2 separate regions of the Homo sapiens genome follow, and region 2 is linked to region 1. A link is an interaction called in ENCODE POLR2A ChIA-PET data of the cell type or tissue named here. Cell type or tissue: endothelial cell of umbilical vein. All regions are shown on one strand. Region 1 overlaps WDR26 (WD repeat domain 26). Region 2 holds the start of LOC124903813 (UPF0764 protein C16orf89-like).

The links. ChIA-PET counts read pairs that join two places held together with the same protein. Peaks named below come from ENCODE experiments on the same cell type or tissue, not always from the same donor. Only the 100,000 strongest peaks of a DNase experiment are listed, where the experiment ranks them.
Region 2: POLR2A ChIA-PET joins it to region 1 with 7 read pairs; 4 of 35 experiments call an interaction of 5 or more read pairs at or near these places.

Annotation. Positions count from the first base shown.
Region 1 is chr1:224,422,687-224,430,686 of GRCh38, forward strand. It overlaps WDR26 (WD repeat domain 26), which reads right to left. Exons shown (of 14, transcript NM_001379403.1): 4 at 1,832-1,968. Among named protein-coding and RNA genes, the nearest start is that of WDR26, 8.1 kb to the right of the region's middle. RefSeq lists enhancers at 5,695-6,284, 6,285-6,874. In endothelial cell of umbilical vein, no CTCF peak of the experiment used is centred here; a DNase peak (open chromatin) is centred at 4,855; H3K27ac peaks cover 1,834 bases.
Region 2 is chr1:224,140,441-224,148,440 of GRCh38, forward strand. All of the region lies in intron 3 of FBXO28 (F-box protein 28), which reads left to right. LOC124903813 (UPF0764 protein C16orf89-like) reads right to left here and starts at 2,505. Exons shown (of 3, transcript XM_047436340.1): 1 at 2,362-2,505; 2 at 2,141-2,242. The coding sequence starts at 2,505. RefSeq lists an enhancer at 4,951-5,452. In endothelial cell of umbilical vein, no CTCF peak of the experiment used is centred here; no DNase peak of the experiment used is centred here.

The DNA of each region.
Region 1 (8,000 bases):
CTGGGTGACAATAGTGAAACTCTGTCTCAAAAAAAAAAAAGGAAAGAAATTAAGAGTGAAGACAATGTAACTAGGTGGGAAGCTACTATAATATTCTAGGAGAGATGTCCATGGCTTAACTAGGCTAGAAACTGTGGAGATTCAGAGAAATGAAAATTTTATATTTTTTAGAATTAGGCCATACATGTCAAAGTTAAAAGACAAAGAAAAAGCAATATGAGGCTTAAGTTCTTCCCTTAAGCAACTGGGTTGAAGATCTTGCGATATACTGGAAGTGGCACAGGTCTGTAGAGGTTAAATTTATTCCTAAATTATTCTTTTTTATACTAGTGTAAATAAAACTGTTTTCTTAATTCCATTTTCTGAATTATTCATTGCTAGATTATAGAAATACCATTATTCTTGTGTATTGACCTTGTATCCTACAACCTTGCTGAACTTGCCTATTAGTTCTAAGAGTTTTTTAGTGGATTCCTTAAATTTTCTTTATATAAAATCATGACATCTTTGAACAGAGATAGTTTTTCCTTTTCAATCTTTTATTCCTTTTTCTTGCCTAATTTCCTTGGCTAGAACCTCCAATACAATGTTGAACAGACGTAGCAAGAGTAGACATCATTGTCCTATTCTTGATCACAAGAAGAGAGGTTTCAGTCTTTCACTGCCAGCCCTGTGAGTTTTCATTAATGCCCTTTATTCGGTCAAGGAAGTTCCTTTCTATTCCTAGTTTGTTGAGTGCATTTATCATGAAGGGGTGAATCCAGAATTTTGTTTTGAGGCTGGGTGCAGTGGCTCATGCCTATTAACCCAGCACCTTGGGAGGCCGAAGCAGGTGGATTGCTTAAGGTTAGGAGGAGTTCAAGGCCAGCCTGGGCAACATAGCGAGACCTGTCTCTACAAAAAATGAAAAAATTAGCCACATGTGGTGGTACATGCCTGAAATCCTACCTACTTAGGAGGGTGAGGCAGGAGGATGGCTTGAGCCCAGAAACTAGAGGTGGCAGTGATCTATGATTGTGCCACTGCACACCAGCCTCATACAACTGAGACATCTATTAAACATCCAAGTGGAGAATGTCAGGTATGCCAGTAGATATACATATTGGGAGTTCAGATGAGAAGCTAAATTTAAGAGCCACTGGTATACAGATAGTATGTGAAGGCATGGTATAGAATGAGATTACCTAAAAAGAGTATGTAGATAGAGAATAAAGAGGCCCAGGATCAAACCTTTGGGTACTCTAACATTTTAAGGATTAATGTGGCGAGGTACAGTGACTCATGCCTGTAATCCCTGCACTCTGGGAAGATCACAGGAGTTTGAGATCACACTGGACAACACTGTAAGACCCTGTCTCTACCCTTCACCCCCCAAAAAAGGACTGATGTTGATGTGAGGATTAAATGAGGCTGTTTATGTGAAAAGCTTAGCAAGGGCCTGGCACATGACAAGTATTCACTTAAAAAAGTTAGTGTGCACCAATACTGGAAATGTCATTGTTTACTGTGATCCATATCATATGATTTTTATTTTGTTTTTAACTACAAAAGCTGTCCTTGGAATGTAATAGGGTTTTCATAGAACATTCTAAAATAGCATTTCACAGGCAATACATATTTTCTTCTCCCTTTCACCCACTTAAATATATCTCTATCCTAATCTGAACAGTTTCCTAGAATGACCAAAATAGTTGATCCACACAGGAGTGAGTTTACCTAGACAAATATCTAAGAATTTAGCAATAATCAAGATTTTATATTTTGGAAAAATGTTAAAGAAATATAACTTTGGCCCTCCATTAACCTGAGTTCAAGAACTCAGTTTCCTTACCCACTAAGAACATGAATGCGCTCTGTATTGTATTTCAGCGGCGTCAATTCACAGCGTAGAACTTGAAGTGCCTCCAGGACCTTGCCATCCTCCAGGTATTCTAGGTACTTCTGCTGCAGCAGCAAAAACTTCATCCTCTGACATGACAGAAAGCAGCAGTCAGGGGAAAAAAGTTGATGGAAGTTTCAGAAAATGTTTGTGCCTAAACAGAACAGTAGAAACCATTCTACTATGCCCTTTGAAATAACTTTTTATAAAGCTTCAAGATGACTCAAAATATTTTAGTTTAGTAGAGCCACAGTAGATTAAATGTGACTTTGCTCAATTCCACATCTTACTAAAACTCTGCTTTGAACAAATAATCTCAAATCAGACTAGATCATTAGTGACTGAGGCATCAGCCTTGGAAAAAATGAATTCTCCTCTCAAAGCAATCTCCTACAATTGTAGTTCTTGTATAAAAATTTAGAACTATTCCAAGTACTTGAAATTTGCTTTTTAAGAAGTATGACTTTATAACTAGGGCACTGGGGGGTTTTATGCAACAAGTTTTGAAAAGATTAGAGAAAAAAATAGCAAATGAACTATTTAAGTCACAATGTGAAAGAGGGAATAAGTAGACCAGAAATCAGAACTAGACACACTCAGGAGAAGGAGAAAAGTATATTTTGGCTTATCAAAAGTTAAGAGCTGTCCAACAAATGTACTACAAGTTGGTGTGCAAAGTATTGAATTTCCTACAACTAACGTGGACAAGCATAAGCTTGATGCACTCACTCTCTTCTAGGCGGCTATTAAGGGATGTCTACGTTAGATGGTTGAACTTAAAGGTTTTTAAAAAGATTCAATATTTGTACTTGTGTATTTCTGACAATCTGATCACTGATGCATTTAAAAGTGAAGCACAGGAAATTATTATTCGCTCTTTTCTCCCCTAAACCAATAAACCACTTTCCAGCTGTGAGACACTTTCACATTTAGTTTTTTCCTGAACTGTGTTTTTGACTTTAATACTTTTAAATGCTACTTTATTATTTTACTTTTAACTTGAAACCACGTGGTCACAATCTTAGCAGTTTTTTACAAGAGAAAAGGGATATTTATAAACATCATTTTGAAACTTCTTTTAAACCTTAAACCTAATTAAGGACCACAGGTTGGAGGGACCTTTTCATCATAGTTGCTACTTGTGGAGCTTGAGCAAGCCAATTAATGTAAACAGAGACATCAGTAGGTAGGAAATGTTAGTCATATTTAGAGACTCCAAGGAATACAGCGGTAAAGATCTCAAGTCCACTTAAAATTAAAACTTAAAGTACAATTTTTCTTCTTCGTAAGATGCTTTTCTTCTTTTTTTTTTGAGACAGAGTCTCACTGTGGCCCAGGCTAGAGTGCAGTGGCGTGATCTTGGCTTACTACAACCTCTGCCTCCTGGGTTCACGCGATTCTCCTGCCTCAGCCTCCTAAGTAGCTGGGATTACAGGCACCCGCCACCACACCCAGCTAATTTTTGTATTTTTAGTAGAGACAGGGTTTTGCCATGTTGGCCAGGCTGGTCTTGAACTCCTGACCTCAAGTGATCTGCCCACCTTGGCCTCCCAAAGTGCTGGGATTACAGGCATGAGACACCGCACCCGGCCCAAAATGCTTACTTTAAAACCATAAAAAAATACACTGCTGTCACGAAATGCTGTGGAGAAATTACCATTTATTTGCAGAATTAACAGTATAATAAACTGCTCTACAAGATTTTCTATCAAGGAGTATTTAGAAGAGAGATATAAACTGTAAGCTTATAAAAGTGGTTTCTAGAGAAAGTAAGCAATAATAAACCCTCTCATATAAGTTAGGCATGTATTTAAATTTATAAGATACATTTCTTTTGCTTGATACAAATCTCATCTTAAATATACGGCTAAGGAACAGAAAAAAATTCAAACTGAGACACTCCTGTAACTCTGGGAAAATTACACTTATCAAATTTTACATATAAATTTAGAATGACTAATGAATGTTTCAGAAATACATTAATTACCAAGATGCTCTGAAAAGTACATTACTGTACATACAGCCTGAAGTTAACCTTTCTATGTTAAATGAAAAAACTTTGTCATTCATCAGGTCACAGAAACCAAAAACTAAACAATGCAAAAAAAAAAAAAATCTAAAAATAAAAGAATTTTATATTTGAAGTTATTCTGGATATTCGCACCATTTTAGCTTCTGAAAAAAATGCAACTATGAAATGAAGACCTCATATATTTTCATTTATCAATATAATGTTAAAAGTTTCATTCCACCGGGTGTGGTGGCTCACACCTGTAATCCCAGCACTTTGGGAGGCTGAGGCGGGTGGATCACGAGGTCAGCAGTTCGAGACCAGCCTGACAAACATGGTGAAACCCCGTCTCTACTAAAAAAAAAAATACAAAAAAATTAGCTGGGTGTGGCAGCGGGTGCCTGTAATCCCAGCTACTTCGGAGGCTGAGGCAGGAGAATCGATTGAAACTGGAAGGTGGAGGTTGCAGTGAGCCGAGATTGTGCTACTGCACTCTAGCCTGGGCAACGAGAGCAAAACTCTGTCTCCAAAAAAAAAAAAAAAAAAAAAAAGTTTCATTCCATTTTGTGGTATTTTTTAAATTCAAACTTGAAAATCTTATTCAGTTGCAGAACTTTTTCATTTAAATGTCACATGGAACTGGCCAGAGCATGAGATGTAATTTCTTCACTAAATTTTCTTAGTAATTGGGAATTGAGGGGCTTAAAAAAAAATTTCAGGGCAAGTTTTTTATTTACTTAATATTTATTTTTTTTGGTATCAATCATTAGGCTCCTATGCCCACCCCTCCCCCATTCCAATGTGTGCAGGGACAGTGCCCAAAGCGCTATTTCTCCCTTATTTTCCCACCAAGATCTTGATACAACATGTTACTCTTTTTCTATGGGGCAGAGGTGGGGCAGGAGAGCAGAGAAAGGCTGACTAAAACTCTGAGAGAAGCCAATATAAACACATATTTCTGTATATACAGGGAATGCTATAAAAGTAGCACAAGAGCATTTCTCTATGAGTCATTTTATCCAGATCAAGACCAAGAATATTCTCAAACAGATATCAAATCCTGGTATTGTGCATGGCAACTAACATGCTGCTGGCCAAGCACAGCTAGAGATCTGTTTGAAAGAAAATGTTTATTCTCCAAAAAATCAGTTGAAGTATTTGACACATACGATAAGGGTGGGGAGTAAAACTGTATTTTACCTCCCAAAATTTAAAGCACAAAAATGTAAATATAACCTCAAGAAAGCAAAGACCCTTTAATTAACAAATAATGTTAAATATTTACTGAAAACATTGTAAAAATCAGACAAAATTAAAGCTTGCTGAGATGGGGACAGGGCTCTACTAATGTTTATATTTTTTAAAAAATCTTGAAGAAATAAAGACAAAAAAAGATTAGGAAAATAAACTCTCCTTTATGTCTTTCCCCAACTCCCAACTAGATCTCTTAAGAGATTATTTCTGGTCTCTAATGATTTTTTACCATCTCTGGGCCCAGCAAGATCTCCTTCTCCATTTTAATATCTAATAAATTTGAAATTGTTAAGTGACTAGGATAGCTTGAATGATAGTTTCACGTCGTAAATTCTGCTGTTGCTCCCCTAGTCCACCCAATACTGAATTGCTTTATTCCTTCCTTTGCTCCCATATTATTAAACTGAACTCAACATGAAAGAAAAACCCAGAAATTACGATACTTAGAAAGTCTGGTTCTCAAGGGCGGCCTCCTAGCTAATTCAGTAATGGTTCTAACTCTGGAGTAAGGTCATAACCAAATCTTATCAATTAAATCATGATTTCTCAGAGAAAAGGGGAAATAAATTATATCTAAACTTGGCACTCAAAACTCCTATTTGACTTTAAAATATACTAGTTAATTATAGATGCCAATTTTTCTTAAGCATATTTCCATTATATTAAAAAATAACCAAATATTTCTAGACATAAAAAAAGTTTTCTATTATTGGTCTCGTATACCCATCCAAATTGCCCAGAAATGGCGAAGTATATTTGAACCCAAACTAAAAAATGCTGATTTGGCCCGGCACGGTGGCTCACGCCTATAATCCCAGCACTCTGCGAGGCTGAGGCGGGTGGATCACCTGAGGTCAGGAGTTCGAGACCAGCCTGACCAACATGGTGAAAACCCATCTCTACTAAAAATACAAAAAAAAAAAAAATTAGCCAGGCTTGGTGATGGACACCTGTAATTCCAACTACTTGGGAGGCTGAGGCAGGAGAATCTCTTGAACCCCGGAGGCAGAGGTCGCAGTGAGCCAAGATTGCGCCATTGCACTCCAGTCTGGGCAATAAGAGAAACTCCATCTCAAAAAAAAAAAAAAAATGCTGATTCATGAAAGCAACTTCTGCCATTCCTAGTACCATTTAATCGGAAACCATTTAAACAGCTGGTGCAGTGGTTCACACCTGTAATCCCAGCACTTTGGAAGGCTGGGGCGGGCGGATCACAAGGTCAGGAGTTCGGGACCAGCTTGGCCAATATGGTGAAACCCCATCTACACTAAAAATACAAAAATTAGCCGGGCATGGTGGCATGTGCCTGTAGTCCCAGCTACTTCGGAGGCTGAGGCAGTGGAATCGCTTGAACCTGGGAGGCGAGGTTGCAGTGAGCCGAGATCGCGCCACTGCACTCCAGCCTGGGCGACAGAGCGAGACTCCATCTCAAAAAAAAAAAAACAAAACAAACAAACAGACAAAAAAAACAAAGGGAGTAGGCTGTAGAGAGAGTGGATTGGGTCAATGAAAACATTCAGGCTTAAAAAATAAAGTACAATTTTAGTCTAGACTAAGCCATCAAATGTGTCTGGGTATACAATTAAAATAATTACGTTTAAAGAAACCCTAATAGTTGTCTTCTAAGATATTATTACAAATTTAAGCTTATATTAGATTCTCTTCTTCTGGAGATGGGATGGATGAGAAAAGTAAATTTAAACACAATTAGAGAGGTGAAGAGCAACTTCAAAAAATGCTGAAATTAATCTTTAAAAGCAATTGATTCATCAATGCTTAAAGTGAGATAAAAGTTGGAACCCTTTTCTTTTTATAAATACCTAAACAGTTTGATGGCATGAGGCTCAGCCAGAGATTTAATCTTCATCTTTTATTAGATCCTAGAATGTTCTACAGACTGAACAGGCTGTAAAAAGAAAGGATTCCTCCTTATTATCTATAACTACCTTTCTTCAGTTTACATGCTGCCTCTAATGAAGGTTTCTAATGAGATAGTCATAATCGAAATCCAATACAGAACTCTCAAATTACTATAAACAAATAAGAAAAAAATAGGAAGTAAGCCTATTAAATTTTTTACTACTAAATTACAGATATAATTTGGGCGAAGCTTAAACAACCTCCAAGAAATCACACACATTTTAAACCAGTCCACAGGCAAGTTCTTTATTGTCAACACACAAGTAGTGCTAACTTGCCCAATGGGAAAGCAACCTTAATTCTTCTTTTGGCCATCTAACTGTTTTTATTTTAGCTCATTCAGTCAGAAGCAAAAATTTATGCAGAACTGCTCAATAAAATGTACTTGGGTATTTTTTTTTTAAACCCCAAACACACCAACTGAGGAAACTTTAGTTAACGAAAAATTTCCAATCCCTTTGAATATAGATGTTTAACTATTTTAACTTCTGTTTTTATTTTTCAATTTTACTACAGAATTATTTTATAAGTTAACTTATTACCAATCATCTTAGTCAACAGTAGTTTAAAATTTTTAATATTTTAAGTATTTAATGAAAGAATAAAAATAATACACTACATCATCAATTTAAATGAATTTGCATTTATTCTTGCTTGTTTGCACCTTTAATTCACCTGAAGCCCATTTCTCTAGGATTATATTATTGTGTAGAATTATACTGAGTTTGAAAACTCTTTTGTAATAAGATTTCAAAAGAAAAAAACACAAGGCCTTATTTTTATAGAAAAAGGCAGAAAAGATTAATGTTTGACTCAATTTTAAAAAAATCAAAATGTAATAGTCATTTACTAATATTTAACAAACAGCTGGTTTCTCTACTTCACTTCCTATTTGCCTTCTTTCTCTCCCCACCCCCAGACAGGAAACTGCTTTTG
Region 2 (8,000 bases), 280 kb before region 1:
TAGGTCAGTTATTTTGAGGGATATGCTTCCATTTAAGTTTAATGCTTACAGAATGTTGTTTTTGTTTCTTTTAAAGTTGATTTTAATGTGGCGATACTCTTAAAAATCAAGATTAGTTGGGAACATTTCTCCTTTTACTATGCTTGTCCCAAAATAAATATATACAGCCATGAGCCTTTAAAAAAAATAAAAGTCTGTTTTCATATTAAAGAGAATATAGCAGGCCGGGCAGGATTGCTCACACCTGTAATCCCAGCATTTTGGGAGGCTGAGGTGGGCGGATCACCTGAGGTCAAGAGTTCTAGACCAGCCTAGCCAACATGGTGAAACCCCATCTCTACTAAAAATACAAAAAATTAGCCGAGCATGGTGGCACGTGCCTGTAATTCCAGCTACTCAGAAGGCTGAGGCAGGAGAATCGCTTGAACCTGGGAGGTGGAGGTTGCAGTGAGCCGAGATCGTACCACTGCACTCCAGCCTGGGCAACAGAGTGAGATTCTGTCTCAAAAAAAAAAAATTATTCTGAGAAATAAGAAAAGATATGCCAGCCTGGCCAACATGGTGAAACCCTTTCTCTACTAAAAATGCAAAATTAGCCAAGTGTAGTGGCAAACACCTGTTGTCCCAGCTACTCATGAGGCTGAGATAGGAGAATCGCTTGAACCTGGGAGGCGGAGGCTGCAGTGAGCCGAGATCAAACCACTGCACTCCAGCCTGGGCAAGACATAGTGGGGAAAAAAAGATACAATCGGCCGGGCATGGTGGCTCACGCCTGTAATCCCAGCACTTTGGGAGGCCGAGGTGGGCGGATCACGAGGTCAGGAGATGGAGACCATCCTGGCTAACAGGTGAAACCCTGTCTCTAATTAAAATACAAAAAATTAGCCAGGCATGGTGGCGGGTGCCTGTAGTCCCAGCTACTTGGGAGGCTGAGGCAGGAGAATGGTGTGAACCCGGGAGGCGGAGCTTGCAGTGAGCCAAGATTGCACCACTGCACTCCAGCCTGGGCGACAGAGCAAGACTGTGTCTCAAAAAAAAAAAAAAAAGATGCAATCATGCGTCATTTAGCAAAGAGGATCCATCCCAAGAGATGCATTGTTAGGTCACTTTGTCATGTGAACATACATCATAGAGTGTATTTACACAAACCTAGATGGTTCTTACACACATAGGCTATATGGTATAGTCTATTGCTCCTGAACTACAAACCTGTACAGCATGTTACCGTACTGACTATTGTAGGTGATTATAACACAATCATATTTGTATATCTAAACATAGAAAAGGTACAGTAAAAGTAGGGTATAAAAAAATGGTACACCTGTATAGGGCATTTATCATGAATGAAACTCAGTTTCTCTGGGTAAGTCAGTGAGTGAGTGGTGAGTGAATGTGAAAGCCTAGGACATTACTGTACACTTTGTAAACACTGCATACTGAGGCTACATTAATTTTTTTTTTTTTTTGATACTGGGTCTTGCTGAATCACCTAGGCTAGAGTGCAGTGGCATGACCACAGTTCATTGTAGTCGTGACCTCCTAGACTCAAGACAATCCTCCCACCTCGACCTCCCAAGTACCTGGGACTCTACAGGCACATTAAATTTTTTTTTTTTTTTTAATTTTTGGGGCCAGGCATGGTGGCTCACGCCTGTAATCCCAGCACTTTGGGAGGCCGAGGCAGGCGGATCACCTGAGGTCAGGAGTTAGAGACCAGCCTAGCCAACATGGCAAAACCCAGTCTCTGCTAAAAATGCAAAAATTAGCCAGGCGTGGTGGCGTGCACCTGTAGTCCCAGCTACTCGGGAGGCTGAGGCAGGAGAATCGCTTGAACCCAGGAGGTAGAGGTTGCAGTGAGCTGAGATTATGCCATTGCATTCCAGCTTGGGCGACAGAGCAAGACTCTGCCTCAAAAAAAAAAAATGGGGGGACAGGCATGGTGGCTCATGCCTGTAATCAATCCCAACACCTAGGCCAAGGTAGGCGGATCATTTGAGCTCAGGAGTTCTTTAAGTTTTAACTTCTTGACTTTTTTGTAATAACACTTAGCTTAAATGTCGTTTCGTTATAATATTGATGAGAAAAAAAAATCAGGCTGGGCTCAGTGGCTCACGCCTGTGATCCCAGCACTTTGGGAGGCTGAGGTGGGTGGATCACCTGAGGTCAGGAGTTCAAGACCAGCCTGGCCAACATGGTGAAGCCCTGTCTCTACTAAAAATAAAAAAATTGCCAGGCACAGTGGCTCCCACCTGTAATCCTAGCACTTCGGGAGGCCAAGGCAGGTGGATTGCCTGTGCTTAAGAGTTTGAACCGGCCTGGGCAACATGGTGAAACCCTGTCTCTACTAAAAGTACAAAAAGCCAGGCATGGTGGTGCGTGCCTGTAATCCCAGCCACTCGGGAGGCTGAGGCACGAGAATCGCTTCAACCCAGGAGGCAGAGGTTGCAGTGAGCCGAGATCTTGCCACTGAACTCCAGCCTGGGGGACAGAAAGACACTCTGTCATAAATAAATAATCGTGCCACTGAACTCCAGCCTGGGGGACAGAAAGAGACTCTGAAATAAATAAATAAGTAAGTAAGTAAATAACAGAATGAGACTCTGTCTTAAATAAATAAGCAACCAAGCAAGCGTGCGGTGGTGCGGGCCTGTAGTCCCAGCTAAATAAATACATATATTAGCCGGGTGCAGTGGTGCGGAACCCAGGAGATGGAGGTTGCAGTGAGCCAACATCGTGCCACTGCACTCCAGCCTGGGTGACAGAGTGAGACTCTGTCTCAAAAAAAAAAAAAAAAAGAGAAGGAGAAAAAAAAATCAGTTCCCGGCCAGGGCCACTGTCTGTTTAGTTTGTGCATTCTCCATATATCTGCATGAGTTTTCTCTGGGCACTCTGACTTCCTCCGACATCTCAGAGCTGTGCCTGTTAGGTTCATTGACATGTCTTAGTGGTCCCAGTCTGAGTGAGTGTGGGTGTGAGGGTGCCCTGCAGTGAGATGGCATCCTGGCCAGGGTGGATAACGACCTGGTGCCCTGAGCTGCTAGGATGGGCTCCAGCCACCTGCAACCCTGAACTAGAATAAGCAGATTGAAAAATGAATGAATAGGACGGGTGTGGTGGCTCACGCCTGTAATCCCAACACTTTGGGAGGCCGAGGCGGGCAGATCACGAGGTCAGGTGATCGAGACCATCCTAGCTAACACGGTAAAACCCCATTTCTACTAAAAATACAAAAAATAAATAAATAAATTAGCCAGGCGTGATGGCGGGCACCTGTAGTCCCAGCTACTTGGGAGGCTGAGGCAGGAGAATAGCATGAACCCGGGAGGCGGAGCTTGCAGTGGGCTGAGATCACGCCACTGCACTCCAGCCTGGACGACAGAGCAAGACTCCATCTCAAAAAAAAAAAAAAGAAAAATGAATGAATAGCCAGGCATGGTGGCTCACACCGTAATCCCAGCACTTTGGGAGGCTGAGGCGGGTGGATCACTTGAGGTAAGGAGTTTGAGACCAGCCTGGCCAGTAGAGATAGTGAAACCCCATCCTCTACTAAAAATACAAAATTTAGCCAGGCATGGTGGCATGCACCTGTAATCCCAGCTACTCGGGAGGTTGAAGCACAAGAACCACTTGGACCCAGAGAGAGATGGAGGTTGCAGTGAGCTGAGGTTGCGCCACTGTACTCCAGCCTGGGAAACAGAATGAAACTATGTCTCAAAAAAAAAAAAAAGGAATGAATGAATGGGCCAGGTGTGGTGGTTCATGCTTGTAATCCCAGCACTTTGGGAGGCCAAGATAGGAGGATCACTTGAGACCAGGAATTCAAGACCAGCCTGAGCAACATAGGGAGACCTCGTCTCTACAGAAAAAAAAAATTGCCAGGCATGGTGGCACACACCTATGGTCACAGCTACACAGGAGACTGAAGTGAGAGGATCGCTTTAGCCCAGGAGGTCAGGGCTGCAGCGAGATGTGGTCATGCCACTGCACTCCAGCCTGGGCAACAGGGCGAAGACCCTGTCTCAAAAAAAAACAAAAAAGGCTAGGTGCAGTGACTCACACCTATGATTTCAGCACTTTGGGAGGCGGAGGTGTGTGGATCACGAGGTCAAGAGATCGGGACCATCCTGGCCAACATGGTGAAACCCCATCTCTACTAAAAATACCAAAATTAGCTGGGCGTGGGTGTGTGTGCCTGTAGTCCCAGCTACTTGGGAGGCTGAGGCAGGAGACTCACTTGATCTGGGAGGTGGGGGTTGCAGTGAGCCGAGATCGTGCCACCACTGCACTCCAGCCTGGTGACAGAGCAAGACTCCATCTCAAAAAACAAAAAACAAGCCCTCCTATTTGTTATTGTTTCTGAACTACATGTTGGTAGGAGGTGCTCCTTAAAATTTTTGCTTTACAAACATGTATTCCCTGAAGTAACCCACCACCATGATGACTGCCATAGCTCACTGATTGACCAAAAATTGGATACATTATCTTGTTTTTATTAATCTTTCTTAAATGTGTGTATAGTTCACATTTATTTCAGTGTTTGATATTAGAAGTGTTTTAGGGGCCGGGCGCGGTGGCTCACACCTATAATCCTAGCACTTTGGGAGGCTGAGTCGAGTGGATCGCTTGAGGTCAGGCGTTCAAGACCAGCCTGGCCAACATGGTGAAACCCCATCTCTACTAAAAAATAGATAAATAAATACTAAAATTAGCCGGGCGTGATGGCGGGCATCTGTAGTTCCAGCTACTCGGAGGCTGAGGCAGGAGAATCGCTTGAACCAGGGAGGCAGAGGTTTCAGTGAGCTGAGATCGCGCCACTGCACTCCAGCCTGGGCAACAGAGCAAGACTACATCTCAAAAAAAAAAAAAAAAAAAAAGGAAGTGTTTTAGGTCTTTATTTAGAGGTTTGGTGGTTTTCATGACCAGAACTATGCCTTAGGAACTTAACACTTGTTTATATTAATTAGCCTATGATAAAATTGGTTTCATTACATGTCATTTCACTTAAAGTCGGGATTTTCAAGAACCTATCAACATTAAAATGAGGACTTCTGTATAATATAGTAAATACTAGGCGATGGGAATTTTCCAACTCCATTATAATCTTACAGGATGACCCTCATATATGGTTTGTCATTGACCATAACATCATGATGCAGCACATAACCGTATTCAAACAAACATGCCATATAAAGAATATTGAGGCCAGGCCTGGTAGCTCATGCCTGTAATCCCAGCACTTTGGAAGGCTGATGCGGGCAGATCACCTGAGGTCATGAGTTCGAGACCAGCCTGGCCAACATGGTGAAACTCCACCTCTACTAAAAGTACAAAAATTATCCGGGCATGGGCCAGGCGCAGTGACTCACACCTGTAATCCCAGCACTTGGAAGGCCAAGGCAGGTGGATCACCAGAGGTCGGGAGTTTGAGACCAGCCTGACCAACATGGAGAAACCCATCGCTACTAAAAATACAAAATTGTCCAGGTGTGGTGGTGCAAGCGTGTAATCCCAGCTACTCAGGAGGCTGAGGCAGGAGAACTGCTTGTATCCGGGAGGTGGAGGTTGCGGTGAGCTGAGATTGTGGCATTGCCCTCCAGCCTGGGCAACAATAGCGAAACTCCTTCTCAAAAAAAAAAAAAAAAAATTATCCGGGCGTGGTGGCACACGCCTGTATTCCCAGCTACTCAGGAGGCTGAGGTAGGAGGATCACTTGAACCTGGGAAGCGGAGGTTGCAGTGAGCCGGGATCACACCATCACACTCCAGCCTGGGCGATAGAGTGAGACTGTCTTCAAAAAAAAAAAAATTAAAAATAATATTTAGAAAATTTTAGATGCACTTAGGTTTTTTAAATATGGAGGAAATTTTTTTAAAAAATAAAAGGGGTAGAAGGGAAAGTTAAGGAAATCTCAAGTACAACAAAAAGACAGATGAAAAATGAGAAAAAAATGAGCATTTATGAGGTTCAGTATTCTAGCAGGAGCTTTGTTTGCTAAACAGTAGATTAAAAAATTATTTCTCACCCACAGTCTAAAGGCCTAAATGATATTCATCGTATATAATTTGTTACTGTACCATTTTAGACATAAGCGTGGTACTTCTACTGTGTGTTAGAAATGTGATGGTGTACTTTTTAATTTTTGTAGAGACTGTTTCTAGCTATGTTGCTCTTGAACTCCTGCCTCCCTTGGCCTCTCAAAGTGCTGAGATTACAGGCATAAGCCACCAGCCACAGCCTGTACTGTACTTTTATAAAACTAAAATTTTTTTTTTTTTTTTTTTTTGGGAGACTGAGTCTTGCTGTGTCGCCCAGGCTGGAGTGCAGTGGCACGATCTGGGTTTGCTGCAACCTCTGCCTCCCAGGTTCAAGCGATTCTTCTGCCTCAGCCTCCCGAGTAGCTGGGACTATAGGCACGTGCCACCATGCATGGCTAATTTTTGTATTTTTAGTAGAGACAGGGTTTCACCATATTGGCCAGGCTGGTCTCGAACTCCTGACCTCGTAATCCGCCCTCCTTGGCCTCCCAAAGTGCTGGGATTACAGGCGTGAGCCACCGTGCCTGGCCAAAAATATTTTTTATAACCTGTAGTCAGCTCTGTATTCGTGGGTTCCACATTCATGGATTCAACCAACCGTGGATAGAAAATATTTAGTGAGACTCTGTCAAAAAATATATATGTATATTTAGAGAAGAAAAACAATTGCCGGATGCGGTGGCTCACGCCTATAATCCCAGCACTTTGGCAGGCCGAGGCAGGCGGATCACAAGGTCAAGAGTTCAAGACCAGCCTGACCAATATGGTGAACCCGCATCTCTACTAAAAATACAAAAATTAGCTGGGCGTGGTGGCAAGCGCCTGTAGTCCCAGCTACTCGGGAGGCTGAGGCAGGAGAATCACTTGAACCCCGGAGGCAGAGGTTGCAGTGAGCCGAGATCATGCCACTGCACTCCAGCCTGGGCAACAGAGCGAGACTGTGTCAAAAAAAAAAAAAAGAGAAGAAAAACAATTTTTAAAACCACAGCTGTTTTTAAAATATGAATTTTAAAATAGTACAATGTAACTACTATTTACAAAGCTTTGACATGGTATTAGGTAGTGTAGGTAATCTAGAGGTGATCTAGGTTATATGCAAATACTATGCCATTTTATATAAAGGACTTGAGCACACACACATTTTGACAATGTGGTCCTGGACCCAAACCCCTGAGGATGCGGAGGGACTGACTATTTTACTTCTTACAGCCTGGGTAAGGTTCAACATGTGGTATATCATTTGAAAGGTGTAGAAACAGCCATTAAGAGTTTAAGTGACCTTCCTAAGGCCTGTGGTCTTTCCACTAGACCTCAAAACTCATACCATTACATTCTCGTTAATGTAATTTGCAAAAAAAAAAAAAAAAAAAGATTAAATCTACTCAGAAAATGAACTGTTTTGAAAATTTGTTAAATACCTTGCTTTCTTAATATATACCTCTAAAGCCATGGCAGCCACTTAAAACTCTGAATGGTAGAAGCAGTATGGTTCTCACACACATACTTTCCTTCACCTTATCCTCTGCTTAAAGCTTTTGGACAAAGAAAAGAAACTATTTTGAATTTTATTGAAAACATAGATTATCCCATTTGACTAAAATAATCTCTATACAGTAAGATTTTTAAATGTTCTTTTTTAATGGAAGACTGGGGCAAATGGAAAGAGTGAACTTGCTTTTACACTACATTTAGAAGACTACAGTAAAGATAATATTTCACAAATTGTAGATGTATTTTCACATTACTTTTAATGGCAAAACCACAGTTACTTTGGAACCGATCTAATAATTTACTGTCAGTTAGCAATCCCTGTAGGATATTTTGATAATGAAAGTTATTCTGAAGAATAAGTATCATGGAAAAAGACTAATTGTATAATATATGTTAAGAAACGGCCAGGCACGGTGGCTCACGCCTGCAATCCCAGCTCTTTGGGAGGCCGAGGCAGGCGGATCATGAGGTCAG